Linked DNA regions of Mus musculus: region 2 is linked to region 1. The links are chromatin loops, found by intact Hi-C in ENCODE. Cell type or tissue: left cerebral cortex. All regions are shown on one strand. Region 1 overlaps Epha6 (Eph receptor A6). Region 2 overlaps Epha6 (Eph receptor A6).

Evidence for each region. Peaks named below come from ENCODE experiments on the same cell type or tissue, not always from the same donor. Only the 100,000 strongest peaks of a DNase experiment are listed, where the experiment ranks them.
Region 2: it touches region 1 in a loop (3.0-fold over the local background); 12 of 42 quality-filtered maps call a loop at or near these places.

What each region holds. Positions count from the first base shown.
Region 1 is chr16:60,547,221-60,555,220 of GRCm38, reverse strand. All of the region lies in intron 1 of Epha6 (Eph receptor A6), which reads left to right. Among named protein-coding and RNA genes, the nearest start is that of Epha6, 54 kb to the left of the region's middle. In left cerebral cortex, no CTCF peak of the experiment used is centred here; a DNase peak (open chromatin) is centred at 4,682.
Region 2 is chr16:59,679,023-59,687,022 of GRCm38, reverse strand. Epha6 (Eph receptor A6) reads left to right here. Exons shown (of 18, transcript NM_007938.2): 15 at 4,265-4,414. Among named protein-coding and RNA genes, the nearest start is that of Arl6, 44 kb to the right of the region's middle. In left cerebral cortex, a CTCF peak has its summit at 3,420 (motif pointing left); DNase peaks (open chromatin) are centred at 1,760, 2,158, 2,898, 3,376 and 2 more places; H3K27ac peaks cover 1,108 bases.

The sequences.
Region 1 (8,000 bases):
CCTAAACATGATAAAAGCAATCTACAGCAAACCAGTAGCCAACATCAAAGTAAATGGAGAGAAGCTGGAAGCAATCCCACTAAAATCAGGGACTAGACAAGGCTGCCCACTTTCTCCCTACCTTTTCAACATAGTACTTGAAGTATTAGCCAGAGCAATTCGACAACAAAAGAAGATCAAGGGGATACAAATTGGAAAAGAGGAAGTCAAAATATCACTTTTTGCAGATGATATGATAGTATATATAAGTGACCCTAAAAATTCTACCAGAGAACTCCTAAACCTGATAAGCAGCTTCGGTGAAGTAGCTGGATATAAAATAAACTCAAACAAGTCAATGGCCTTTCTCTATACAAAGAATAAACAGGCTGAGAAAGAAATTAGGGAAACAACACCCTTCTCAATAGTCACAAATAGTATAAAATATCTTGGCGTTACTCTACCTAAGGAGGTGAAAGATCTGTATGATAAAAACTTCAAATCTCTGAAGAAAGAAATTAAAGAAGATCTCAGAAGATGGAAAGATCTCCCATGCTCATGGATTGGCAGGATCAACATTGTAAAAATGGCTATCTTGCCAAAAGCAATCTACAGATTCAATGCAATCCCCATCAAAATTCCAACTCAATTCTTCAACGAATTAGAAGGAGCAATTTGCAAATTCATCTGGAATAACAAAAACCTAAGATAGCAAAAAGTCTTCTCAAGGATAAAAGAACCTCTGGTGGAATCACCATGCCTGACCTAAAGCTTTACTACAGAGCAATTGTGATAAAAACTGCATGGTATTGGTATAGAAACAGACAAGTAGACCAATGGAATAGAATTGAAGACCCAGAAATGAACCCACACACCTATGGTCACTTGATCTTCGACAAGGGAGCTAAAACCATCCAGTGGAAGAAAGACAGCATTTTCAACAATTGGTGCTGGCACAACTGGTTGTTATCATGTAGAAGAATGCGAATCGATCCATACTTATCTCCTTGTACTAAGGTCAAATCTAAGTGGATCAAAGAACTTCACATAAAACCAGAGACACTGAAACTTATAGAGGAGAAAGTGGGGAAAAGCCTTGAAGATATGGGCACAGGGGAAAAATTCCTGAACAGAACAGCAATGGCATATGCTGTAAGATCGAGAATTGACAAATGGGACCTAATGAAACTCCAAAGTTTCTGCAAGGCAAAAGACACCGTCAATAAGACAAAAAGACCACCAACAGATTGGGAAAGGATCTTTACCTATCCTAAATCAGATAGGGGGCTAATATCCAACATATATAAAGAACTCAAGAAGGTGGACTTCAGAAAATCGAACAACCCCATTAAAAAATGGGGCTCAGAACTGAACAAAGAATTCTCACCTGAGGAATACCAAATGGCAGAGAAGCACCTGAAAAAATGTTCAACATCCTTAATCATCAGGGAAATGCAAATCAAAACAGCCCTGAGATTCCACCTCACACCAGTCAGAATGGCTAAGATCAAAAATTCAGGTGACAGCAGATGCTGGCGAGGATGTGGAGAAAGAGGAACACTCCTCCATTGTTGGTGGGAGTGCAGGCTTGTACAACCACTCTGGAAATCAGTCTGGCGGTTCCTCAGAAAATTGGGCATAGTACTACCGGAGGATCCAGCAATACCTCTCCTGGGCATTTATCCAGAAGATGCCCCAACTGGTATGAAGGACACATGCTCCACTACGTTCATAGCAGCCTTATTTATAATAGCCAGAAGCTGGAAAGAACCCAGATGCCCCTCAACAGAGGAATGGATACAGAAAATGTGGTACATCTACACAATGGAGTACTACTCAGCTATTAAAAAGAATGAATTTATGAAATTCCTAGCCAAATGGATGGACCTGGAGGGCATCATCCTGAGTGAGGTAACACATTCACAAAGGAACTCACACAATATGTACTCACTGATAAGTGGATATTAGCCCCAAACCTAGGATTCCCAAGATATAAGGTACAATTTGCTAAACACATGAAACTCAAGAAGAATGAAGACTGAAGTGTCGACACTATGCCCCTCCTTAGAATTGGGAACAAAACACCCATGGAAGGAGTTACAGAGACAAAGTTTGGAGCTGAGATGAAAGGATGGACCATGTAGAGACTGCCATATCCAGGGATCCACCCCATAATCATCATCCAAACGCTGACACCATTGCATACACTAGCAAGATTTTATTGAAAGGACCCAGATGTAGCTGTCTCTTGTGAGACTATGCCGGGGCCTAGCAAACACAGAAGTGGATGCTCACAGTCAGCTAATGGATGGATCACAGGGCTCCCAATGGAGGAGCTAGAGAAAGAACCCAAGGAGCTAAAGGGATCTGCAACCCTATAGGTGGAACAACATTATGAACTAACCAGTACCCCGGATCTCTTGACTCTAGCTGCATATGTAACAAAAGATGGCCTAATCGGCCATCACTGGAAAGAGAGGCCCATTGGACACATAAACTTTGTATGCCCCAGTACAGGGGAACGCCAGGGCCAAAAAGGGGGAGTGGGTGGGTAGGGGAGTGGGGGTGGGTGGGTATGGGGTACTTTTTGGTATAGCATTGGAAATGTAAATGAGCTAAATACCTAATAAAAAATGGAAAAAAAAAGGATGTTATGATTTTTAGAAAGCAACACAGAAGATCAGACAGAATGTAAATAACAAGATATCGACATTGGTGGTGAAGAAATATAAAGAATATAAATAGGTAGCTATTTGAAGTTTCCCATAAGAAGCAAAAAGACACATACTAAATGTTTATAGGAATGATATTTCACTGTAATCTTGATCACTGGCAGAAATTGTGTGTGTGTGTGTGTGTGTGTGTGTGTGTTTGTCTCTCTGTGTGTGTTTGTGTGTGAGAGTGTGTGTTTGTAAAGATGTGTGTTGTGATGCATATGTCTTAGTGACATTCTCCAGGAAAACGATCTGCTTTATTTTAAGACAGTTTCCCAGTGGCCTGTATATGATCCATTAGGCTAGGCTGCAAGCTAGCACATCACAAGAACTCACTTTTCTCTGCTTCTCTGGAACTGGGATTATGACTGTAGAACCAGACTCAGATTTCCAGATAATTGTGTGAATGGTCCTCAGGTTTTTCACAAGTGCAGAGCAAGGACTCTAACACCTGAATTTCTTTCCACCCTTAAATATGTTTTATGCAAAGACAACTATTATTACTCATTAGAAGACTTATAACCTTTGATATTTCATTGTTCCAGAATCTAGAAAACATTTAGTGAATAATGAGATGAAAATCTCTAAACTTATGAAAGAAACTTAGTCCATTTCCTAGAGATACGGGATTGAATAGCCAGCAACAATAAAGTCATGCCTTTGGCATGGAAAGTACATTAGTCTGAGGAGGCCCATTAAACATGCCACTTCCACACCATTAGATGAAGGATATTGGGAGATGGTTCTAGAAGTAACTGTTATGCAAGCTGGGACTGAGAGTGAAGAGATAGTCATTAGAATAGGAGAACGCTGGCTTGTAGGAATACCCAAACAGTTAAGTCTTCGAGAAACAAATGTTTTCATAAATCATTTTAGTAGGACCTGGGGCACTTAGTTTAAGGAATTTTTCAACGGGGCTTGAGAGATGAATGCAATGATCCTAGAGTGACACAGAAGCCTACTGGTCACTTCAAAGTCACTTGGCCTTTGGTCACAATATTAAGCTAATTTCAGGCCTTATCTCCAATGTATGTATGTATGTATGTATGCATGTATGTATGTATGTATGTATGTATGTATGTATGTGTGTTTAAGCACACACAGAAAGGCTTAGCGAGCAGAGAAAAGTGATGAGCATGAACTGTGGTTTTGTTAAATTGCTCAGATGTTTCATTATTTGTGGTAGTCAGGCAGAAAAATGTTATTGTAATGTTTGCTAGTTTGGAGTTGGACACATAAATCTAGAAAACCCAGAAAGTCCCATTCCTCTCTACTCCAATCCAATAGGACGTACAGAGCTTCCTAACTGAAGTTCATGAACGCACTTTATTATGCATGCACAGTATTAGCTGCTTGATCATCAAAGTGATCAAACACTTAATAGGAACAACTTGTGTCAAGAAACATTTAGTTTGGATCACTGCATTAGTTCAGGGTATTATGAAGAAAAGTGATAAGCAAGGCAGAGAGAATTTTGATAATTCCATCTGTAGACTCACACTATTTTCAATAATCACATAGATCTGATTTTTATATTTTTTTCTCATTTGTTCAGAAACAAGAGGCAGAATCTTTCCTTGATATAATGTAAAATCTTGTCTCTATTGGGCTTCCTGTCCTTCCATAATAACAACCTGCTTTTCTAAGGAACAATTCTGGACCATTTAGAGGCTCAGTTATGTCTCCAAGCAAAAGTAATCATGGATCTAATTTAATATCTCATTTTATTTTATGAGGTATTTTAGTTCCTACTAAAAGTTTGAATTCATATAAAAGCTCACTCAGGGAGAAACTCTAGAAAGGACATCATTCTGTACAGTTTCAAATGAAACCCGAAGTGTTAAACCAATAGGATCCCTATATTTAACTTCAGCGATCGTGCTGACTTCCTAGGTCTTTTAAAATAATTTTAAATGCAGTTTCATGTTTCTTTTCTTAGCTTTTCTTCAACCTAAGTGGCCATAATGCATCAGCTATTTTTGTGCATGTGTTAAGAGCATCCTCTGGGCTAGAGATGAAATTCAGAGGATGGAGACCTTGCCTTATATGAACAAAGACTTGGATGTGAATAGAAGCACTGCACAAGCTGTGTGTGCTGGTATCTGCCTGTCATCTTGGGCTCCAGAAGTGAAACCTGGAGATTAACACATTTGACAGACCAGCCTAGGATACAAGATAAAAGATAAAATTCCTGCCTATTTATTTATTTATTTTGGATAGATACACCCAATTATCCATATATTTGTTTCTTTATATTTGAATTGGAGTAGAATTTATACTAAGTTTAGTGTTTTATTCACACATATACATATGCATATACATACATGGGTATATATAATATACTCATAAATATATTCTATGTATATGTATATATATATGTGTGTATATATACATATACATATACATATACATATACATATACATATACATTACATATACATATACATATACATATACATATATATATGCATGTATATGGTACATCATCTTGATTTTCCCTACATACCCATTAAAGTTTATTTTCCTCCAATAGTTGAAGCTCCTGAATCATGATTTTCTGTCAATAGCTGTTCTCTCCACATAGGACCAAGATCTTAAGATTATTACTGTGTTTTCATAAGTGAGGGAACCCTCTGCTCCCTTAATTTCCTGTGGCACAATCTGATATAAAAGTATAAAGCACTTTTATTATTTATTGCTATTAGATCAATGGATTTTAATCATATGGCCAGAGCTACCCCTTCTCCAAAGTGCTCCTCTAAGCCTTGAAGCTACTCAGAGTATACTATATGTATTGTTTTCTTCTAAATTTCCATATTATTCAAATTTTGAGTCATTTATCAATTCCTAAGTTATCTAAATATGTGAAATATCATCTACAACTATTTTTGGCATTATTATAACAGTAATGCATTAGAACAAGTACATCTCTATATAGCATTTTTTTAACTTATTTTGTGATTCCATTGAGTAACTTAATTTTTAAATTATCTTTAATTTTAAGAGCTTGATACGGGGTTTGGGATTTAGCTCAATGGTAGAGTGCCTGCCTAGCATGCACAAGGCCCTGGGATCGGTCCTCAGCTTTGGTTAAAAAAAAAAAAAAAAAAAAAAAAAAAAAAAAAAAGACCGGGCATGGTAGTACACGCCTGTAATCCCAGCACTTGGGAGGCAAAGGCAGGCTGATTTCTGAGTTCGAGGCCATCCTGGTCTACAAAGTGAGTTCTGGGCCAGCCAGGGCTACACAGAGAAACCCTGTCTTGAAAAACAAAATACAAAAAACAATAAACAAACAAACAAACAAACAAAACAAAAAACAACAAAAAAGGACAAAATAAGAGCTTGATACATAGAGCACATTTGAGGGTATGCTATTCATATTTTTAACACTCTGACATAGGAAAGAACATGCCATTAATATGCATACTTTGTGGCCCAAAATGGAGTCAGTCTAATGGAGAACATTTACAGAAAGAACTCTATCCATTGTGGGTGAATCAAGATAATACTTAAGAAGTCATATATACAATTCTCAATAAAATATAAGATTACAGGCATCATTTCTTGTTGTTTATCCAGGAAAATTATGGAAGGCTTTAAAAAGTAATCATGAGGTAGGCTATAAGTGGTAATGAGAATTTTATTTGTAGATCTACTAAAAATGAGAATGTTCCAAAGAAATGTTATAGATGAAATTGTTAGATGGTGAAAAGAAGCTGAATTTGAAAAAATACCAGTGTTTAATAAGAGTCATAGAAGTAGGAATGATATACAGAGGGAAGACCTGGGACAGGGAAACATCACAGAGCTAGGAATTGTCCTATATACATTACTGAAGAGTTCAGGATACAAAGGCTCCTGGGTTCCAATGAGAAATCTATTCATGACTCAATCAGTAGTAGAATAAAATATCTGAGTAAAAGTATTATTATGTGCAGGGCACTTCTGCAACTATTTTTAACATTGTTATAAAAAACAATACATTATTACAGCTTCTTCCATAGTATGTGTACTAGGCCACATCTCAAAATTAATTTCGGGGTAATTTAGAATATAGGAAGTATGTGTAAAGGTTATGTGCAAACACTACATTTTCCATATGATACTTTAGCATCTGGATATATTAATATCTATTTCCAATTTTCTGAGGAACTTCCAGATTGATTTACAGATTCGTTGTAGCAGATTGCAATCCTACCAGCAGTAGAGGAATGTTCCTTCTCTCACACACCTGCTATTGTCTCACCAGCAAGAACACACGTGTGAGAAACCAGATCCTTCTGCAGCAACTTTATTACACCAGTTTCAACATGAAGAGGAAGACCCCAAGCACCAAAAAGGCGCTGCTTATATACACCTTAGTGTGGCATGTCCACACCTGATTGGCTGCTCTCCCAGAGCCTCATCACCACGCCCCGGGATGGGCCATGACTTGGCACGAAAATACTCTCGCACATGAGCACATTGCTTGTTTACCAATTAAGCCACACAGGCACAGTGGAAACCGCTTCCCACACTTCTCCACACCCCTGCCAACATCTGCTATTGCTAGAAGTTTTGATCTTAGCCATTCTGATTGGTATAAAGTGGAATCTCAGGGTCGTTTTGATGTGCCTTTCTCTGATCATTAAGGACTTTGAACATTTCTTTAGGTGTTTCTCAGCCATTGGAGATTCCTCTGTAGTGAATTGTCAGTTTAGTTTCATACCCCATTCTTTTTGTTGTTGTTGTTGTTGTTGTTGTTGTTGTTGTTGTTGTTGTTTGGTTGGTTTTGGTTTTGTTTTGTTTTGTTTTGTTTTTTGGTTTACAAAATCATGTCAAAGCCACTAAAATCGATTCTGAGGGGTTCTGAGTCTAAATATAAACATGACAACTGGTGTGACTTTTTAACATTTTGGATAGCCTTTCCCAGATATCTGTTTGTAGTAATGTTTTCTTCCTTCTCAGAGTGAAGGACAGGAAGAGCCATTTGTTTTCTCTGAATCAAATGGTTAGGAGTTTTCCCTGTCCACATTTTTATTGAGTCATTCATGATGGCTGTGGTCTGCAAGCATCCATGGAAGAAAAGACTAAGTCTTGTTCTTTTGAATATACTCCATGGTATATTAATGAATATTAGTGTACATAATATACATTATAGTTAATGTATATTAATATACATTAAATGCAGTTGAGATTTTAAAGGTGGTAAAATACTGTTAATGATAACTGTTTTTCCTTTAATGTTATCTCTAGTTAATTATTATAATATACAAATTTCATTTACCTTGCTCTTTAACAGGATATGAACAGGATTCTATGAATTGA
Region 2 (8,000 bases), 870 kb after region 1:
GTCCATTCGAAATCTTTTTTCTTTGGGTTAAAATGATCAATTCCAATGAATGAGAAATGGAGGATTTTTTTCAAATGTCTTTGCTTTCTCTGGATCATTTTTTGTTAGATTTTAGTATTAAGTCTTTGTGATTTTACTACCTATCTATTAACTGGTCTCTTGCGAGAACAGCCCTACGTTCTAAAATTTAGATGTGAAATAGATCTGAATATAGCTGCATTGTGGTGTGCTGGACATGCACACATATACACATGTGCAGACTCCTTATTCTGTTACATCCTCACCTTTACATCCGCAGCACACTACCTACTTGTTGGGTAACAAGCTTTGAATATAATTTGGAAAACAGGGTAAAAATCTTCCCTAGTGATAGTTTCAGTAGCCTCAGTGTCTCTGACTTCCTGTCCCCTCTTTGTTCCTCAGTGATTAAGCTTGCTATGTAAGAGAGGAATCAGTAGCGAAAATGTTTCTGGATCCCGGCTAGTCCCTTTGATTAGCATCCTTTCTTCTCTGGCTCACTAACCATATGGTGAAAACAACTAGCCATGATTGTGGTTTCAAATCTAAAGAATGATACTATTTGTTCATTCCTGCAACCTGAAGCAAGCATCTGGTGGTTAGAGCTTCCTGAAATAACAGAAAACATGAAAGACCAAAAAAAAAAAAAGCACTTCAGTGCTCAGGGGTGAAAACATGTAGACAAGATTAATCCACAGTGTAAGTTAGTCCATTTTATTAAAAGGATGGGAGCCAGGGGGAAGGGGTCTCTTCAGAGGACTCAGAGGACCTGAATCTCAATCCCCAGGATACACATAAAGCTATGTAAGGCAGCATACATATGTAATCCACACCTACAGTGAGATGGGAGGTAGAGACAGGATGCACCCCAGAAGCTTGGGAGCCAGGGACCTGACTGCAGCTGTACATCACCAAACAACAAAGAGAGCCTGCCTTAAACAACATGGAAGGTGGGGGCTGATGCCTGAGTTTGTTCTCTGACCTCCACACGGATGCTCCCCACATGTGCTACGGCACATGAGCACCCTCACTCTCTCACACACATGCAAGCATGCAAACACATCTACACACTATATAAACACACTGTACATGCATACAAAAGATACTTCTACTTCTTTTAATGTAAGAATTGGAAACGGTGCCCAAGGCTTAAGGCTCCCATCCCTTTTCCCTCATGTTACAACTAGAAATAAACTATATTTAGTATTCTTCATCAGAAGAAGAAAATATGCATTGCACGTCTCCTTATCTCTGTCGCATGTGAGCTCAGAAGCGTCCCAGTTTCTGCCCACTATTAGATTTATGCATTTTGTTACTTAAAATTATGTTTTCCACATTAAACGTCTGTCCCATTTTCCCCTGTATATTATTTTAAGATTATTCTGGCTTACACTTTCCATTTCCAGACAACACTAGGCAAAGAATTTGAAATAAAGATATACTGTTCATTTTTCAGTGGTGTTCATTTGAACAAGTATTGAACAAGGTTCATTTTTTTTATTGGGGTCGTGTAACAATTAGTCTGCCAGAGTTGCCATGAGAAAATACCACCAACTGGGTGTCCTAAACACCAGAAATGTATTCTTTGTAGTTCGTTCTGGCGTCCAAGACCAAGATGTCAGCAAGTGAGGCTCTTCTGGAAGCTTCTCCAGCTCACAGGCAGCTGGCTCCTTCCCAAGCATGTCCCCACATGGCCTTTTCTCTGTGCCTGCAGAGTCTTTGCTGTATCTGCATCCCCCTGTGGGGACACCAGTCGTATTGGGTTATACTTTTATGGCTTGATTTAACCTGAATTTCTCTTCTAAGTCTCTTTTAATATAGTCACACAGTGAGTTAGGGCTTCCATGGGTGAATTTAGAATGAATGCCGTTCACAACAGGTAGCAATGTGGCTTGTCAAATGTCTTTAATATCTTCCCTTTAGGGAGAAGAGAAAAAAAAATCTCAAGAAGAAAACTGATAAAATTCACCTTTCCATGTGAACGTTGTCTGATATACAAATTTATATGAATCTGCAAATCACTTGGATAAGGATATTATTTATGAGACAATAGGTAAATTGAACATGAAGTCTCGGTTAGCTGTGGCTTTGCAGTATTTCAAGGAATACACTGAGACTTAACACAGGGGCAGGAGAGTAGGTGTGATCATACCAGCTGCCTTAGAATGTTCCTGAATGTTCAGGGACAGCATGCTTACAACATCGTATTCTCAGTACATTTGACTAGGACTTGCCAAATTTAACAAATCAAAATATAGGGTGCATATTTCAACTACAGAAGAAAAAAAAAGATGGTTGATTTATTCATTTATGGCAAATGCTAACCTCATTTGATAATTGGGACACACCATTCCATAAAACTCCATCATGGGGTATATTTACCCTTAAAAAAAAATAAAGAACAAGTATTTGGTATTTGTGTAGAATTCACTTAACTGTGGGTGCTGTGTGATTGTTGTTTGTTTGTTTGTTTTTCTGGCAAACTTAAATTATGTTAAAGATCGAATCTTTGGGGATGGGGGTGTGGAGAGGTGGCTTAGACTCCACAGTCTCTTTCACACGTGGCTTGTGTGAGAAGCTTAAGGAAAAAAATAAAAATAATGACACCTTTCCCCTTTCCTGCCCTCCACCTACCCACCCAGTTACATTGCTTTCACTAACTTCATAAATGTAATTTTCTAGTCCTTATTACAAGGTTTTTAAAAGACCTATGCCCCCTAAAGCACGGAAAACCTAGGCGTTAGGCTCCTGTCCAAGCTGCTGCCATGATAGATGACTACAATATATCATGTTAAAATATTAAAATCAGTTATGTACCCAACTCTGCAGCTGAAGTATTTTCGTGTCTCTAGCAAGGCCCCATCATCTCATCGTGTGGCTACACAAGTAGACTTCAGATACTAATTCTTCATCTCTGAACATCTCACTCACCTGTAAAAGCAGAGGACTGGATTTAAGTTGTTTTCCCAAGGGTCCTAACAATCCCCTCCAGACATCTCTGAAGTGAGGGTTTCGCTAATTCTCTCATTTGCCTTATGAAGCCTAAATTGTTCCAACTTCAGATGAATCTTTTTTTCGCTTGAAGTTCATCGTGTTTCAATTGTTAAATAATTAAGGATTATAGTACTGGAGATTTTCACCTTTAATAGATGTTTCCCAACCCATAAATTCATCAATGATGAAAGAAAATACAGACTTTATTCTCTGCTCCTCCCCCACACTTCCCTTAACACAGATTTTGTGCACATTGCGAGCTCAGATGCTGTGCGCATGAAAATGCTGATGATGTTGAAACAGTCCCACAGTGGCGGGTTCTGACTGATGAAAATAATTTTGTTGGAACTGAAGCCTATCTCCCCGGTTTGAGTTAGATGGACCCGCTTCTTGTTCTCTACCGCCATCTAGTGGCACAAGGGTCGCCACATCTGTGCAACATGGCAATTCGGAGATTACTACAAATTGAATGGATGAATTGTTTTATTCTTGTCATCACAGTAAAATGGGATTTACAGAGTGTTTCAACAGATAAAATGTAATAAATGTTAATAAAAGTTAAGTATAACACAATGACAGATGTTAGCATCTAAGCAGTATAAATTTGTGCAATTTAATCTTTTTATGATGTTCAGACATAAACTTGAACACTGAAGGAAAAGATGCAATGTACCTTAACGGGTGAAAAATAGAACTTTTTATACACCTCTGATTTTGTATCATGGCAAAGATTTAAAAATTAGTAATAATAAATGTAATCAAGGCTGAGGAAAAGCAAGAAAATTCCATCCTCTTAAATGTGGAGTTGGTACCGGCTATTCAGCCTGTTTAACCATTTGTCTTCAACTAGAATAGAGCTTTAGCCTCATTATTATTTATAAACGTAATACAGTGCTTAATGAGTGTTGAATAACATTTAGTTTTTAATGTCCCATAATCTGGAACTTTCTCCAAATGGCATAATAGTGTGTTTAATTGTGTGAATCTAAAGTAAAAATAAATTTCTCTAATGAATGAAATAAAATCCTTCTAAAATGAGACTTTTCCCCCATGAAAGCTTTTTTTTTCCTGAATAACAATTATCAGGGGGAAATTTCTGCCATTTAACATTATCCAAGCTCTCTATTCTAATTTAAAGCGTCAACAGTATTATCAAGCACTTAGGAAAGGCAAACAAGAGACCTCTGAACAGAGTGCCTGTGTCTTAATATACTTGGGAACCATCTGAGAAATATCCTATTTGTTTTTTCAGGGAGGGAAAATCCCTATACGGTGGACAGCCCCAGAAGCTATTGCTTACAGAAAGTTCTCCTCAGCCAGTGACGCGTGGAGCTACGGGATTGTCATGTGGGAGGTGATGTCCTATGGAGAGAGACCGTACTGGGAAATGTCCAACCAGGATGTAAGTACCTGGACACTTCTGCCATTTTGTGAGATGGGGAACATCCCTCTCTTTCAATTCTCTCTCAGGTTAACCCTTGTCTTGCTGACAGTTTCATAGGAGACTAGAGGGAGAAGGGACCTGAGAATATGCAGAAGATTCTAGCCCTAGTTGACTGGGTGAGCTGGGCTTTGTTCCATGCTGGGCACACATCTTACCTGAAACACTCTCAGCACTGCTTACCTATAGTTAAACAAAAGAAAGAGTAATATTGACTTTTTATTTCAACCGTGGGGCAATTCCGTGTACCACTGCAAAGTCCAAACCAGCCTAAGCTAGATTTAGACTTTCAAGGGAGAGTGAATGCTTTAAGGCACTATCAGTAAATGTCATCTCACAAGGTCCCTTTGAGATACGTAATCTTTCGTGTCATCTTTTTTTTTCCCTTTGGTTGTTTTATCTGTAGCAATTACATTTGTGGTTGATAACATTACAGAACAGAATAGTTCATACACGTAGCCTCTATGATCTGCCTGCAGTCATAGAGACAGTAATCAGAATAACAGACATTCCAACAATGGAAGAGGGCGATGTCAGAGCAGACAAATGTGGGCCTCGTCTAAGAATCCAGGGCTGTTAATTGTCTTGCCTTCTCCAGTGCACCTTGTGGTTTCTAAAGCTATAGCGATTGGAAGTAAACACTGATATGATTTTGAATGTCCATAGATGCAAAGATAGCTAGTTACTGGACTGTAAATCATCCCTAAACATACACGAAGCATAACCAGTGTAGCATCACATTTCTTTACTCCAACTAAAAACTTACAGCCCCCCCCCTTACAAACCTCCACACCTCACATTTTTCTAGTACAGATTCCAGTTTCTGCACCTTTTGTAGTTGTGCAACAGCTACAGAGTCTTTCAGTTTCACAGATTTGTTTTGTTGTTGTTGTTGTTGTTGTTGTTGTTGTTGTTGTTTCAGACAGGTCTCACTATGTACTCTGGTTGACCTGGAACTCACTACATAGACCAGGCTGGTCTCAAACTCCAAGAGATCCACCTGACTCTGCCTCCTGAGTGCTGGGATTCTAAAGGCATAAGTGTGGTTAGATTTCTGGCCACAATTGATGCTTCTACTAACATAGAGAATTGCTTTTGCAACTGAGTCCTGCTTCACTGTCTAGAAATCTACTGACTGATCATGGAGAATGCCAACACCGGATACCTATAAAACAGCAGGGAAAAGACCACATGAGCAGTCATTGCGCTTGAAAGCACAATGTCAAACACAAAGCCGGGATAGCAGGGTCCCCCAGAACATCTGGAACATCTGGAACACACAGTGTGCATTGCCAGCAACCTCTGTACCATACCCATCACTGGGGCATTTTAGAGCCGTGTCATGACGAGAATTCTGTATTCTCTAGGAGAGTTTTATGTAATGAGCCTCTCACCCTGTGACTGAACCTTTTTGTTGTTTGGGGGGTGGTTGTTGTTTGTTTGTTTGTCTGTAGTGGATGTCAATTCATAAAAGCCTTTTCCAGCACTTCCTGAGTTAAACTTCCAACTAGAAACTTGTTCCATTACTACCAGAGCCTCCACTTTGGATTATGCTTTTGTTTTATTTTTTGTTGCTTATTTGTACTTCTTAAGAACCAGGTAGCTACGTCCTGTAAGCCCCAAATTCCGTCACTATAATACCCACTTTAACCCTGACGCATTGCTCTCATATGTATTCTGTCGAGGGTAAACTAATCCATCCCAGCAATCCCAGAATCGATTTCTCTTCAGCACTGCTTCTTGTCTAGAGTCTCGCGATAATGGGTTCTTCGCGCTTTTAGATTGCAGCCGTGGTAAACTTTTATAACAAGCCATGGCCATGGCCGAGGAAAGCAAGGAATGACTGTGACTTGTATGTTGGTTTGTTTGAGTTCACACAGCTTCCTGTTTGGGACTGGTGATCTCCTGCCCCTGTAGAGTCCCTGTCTGAACAGTTAGGAGAAAGACTAGAAATGAAATAAATAAGCAAAAGTATAATATGTGGCCTGACACTAATGGGAATAAGACAAATGAGGAAGATAAGACCCTCCGGGCTTGGATTTGATTTATTTTATGAGACTCTCTCATGAAAGTCATTCACTTAAAGCAATAAGAGTCCTAATTAGTCCTTCTTATTAGACACCCAGAGGGAGCCATTCTAATAGAAGGCTGACCAAGAGGAAGAGCCATTTCTTGAGTTTCCTGATCCCTAGAATTTCTTTCCTCCTGGGACCCATTGCAGGCACAGATTTGGCAAGCATAGCCATGCTGATGTGGACTCTGATTCGGTCACGTAAGCTGCTTAGACTTTGAGAGTGCCTCAGTTTCATGAGTTAATTAAAAAATAAAGACATGAGTTAAGGTCTTCCCAATGTGCCTTCTCATCATAAGATGCTGTAATTTTATAATCTGTGAGGAGATGCTGATAGCAAAGAAAAGACTCATGGTCTCCCTTCTCCAGTATAGCCTTCTCCCGATCTCTGCTGAGCTGCCAAAAGTAGACAGGATTTTCATAAAGCAGAGCAGGTACAAGTGAGGATGCCAGACCACAAGACAGATTGCTTAGGGAGGCAGCTTCTATGGGGAATGGCCCAATTGTGCCATTTCAACTCAGACGGCCATGTAAATTGTCCTTAATTGTTGCCTAGAATGGTCCAGAGCCTGCTTTCAGCCTCTTCCTGCCTGGATTGTGCCCAACAATTCGCCCAGCAGTTCTGGCCATAGATCTTGATGATCAGCATCCAATATGACCATTTAGAGAGTGATTTTGTCTATTAAGCCTCATTTGGCCACATGGGCTCCATCTGGAGCAGGAGAGGATACTACAGCCAGGAATCACCTGACACCAAGCCCGTTCTCATTTGTTCTCAACACCAGGCTGAACTTTTTCTCCACACAGAGCCAAAGGAGGGTCTCAGTGGCCGTGGTTTCCCTGTCTTCTGTGTGTGACCAAAGGATATTCAAGGAAGAGTCTGAGGGGGGAGGGTAGATTTGGGGGCTGAATTGGGGGAGTCAAATCTTAAGGCCTTTGGATCTACACATTACTAGATGGAAGCAGAATGAGCTAAAATCTTTTATGTTTCATGAATACCTTCCTCTGCTACCAGAAAGGAAGCTGGAATTCTGTTTATCTCAACATATTGGAAGTCAGCATATCTGCAATGGGTCCAGTAACCCAGATTCACGTTTAGAAGCAGAAATAGCTTGATAAAAAATTCTCTGACTGCTCTGTCCAAATACTGGCGATTCCCTGTTTGTCCTTGATTCCTTATCCATGCAATCAAGGTGTAGTTTTACACTTGACCATTTCCAACCAAGATGCTTTCTAAGAAAAGTAATGAGACAGCGAGTAAAAGTCGAACCATGTTCTGTTTCCGTGTCTTATAGACTTTACTGCACTTTCGTGAGTTAACAAAGCTGTGGGCACAGATCAAATGGAACATTACAATGTTTTATGACTTTTAATGAGTTCAGAAAATTTCAGACAGTTTTTAGGAAATGGTTTCTCCCTTCGCCGACTGTGGTGTGTTTTATTACAATGAACAATTCTGAGTCGGCAGAATCTGTG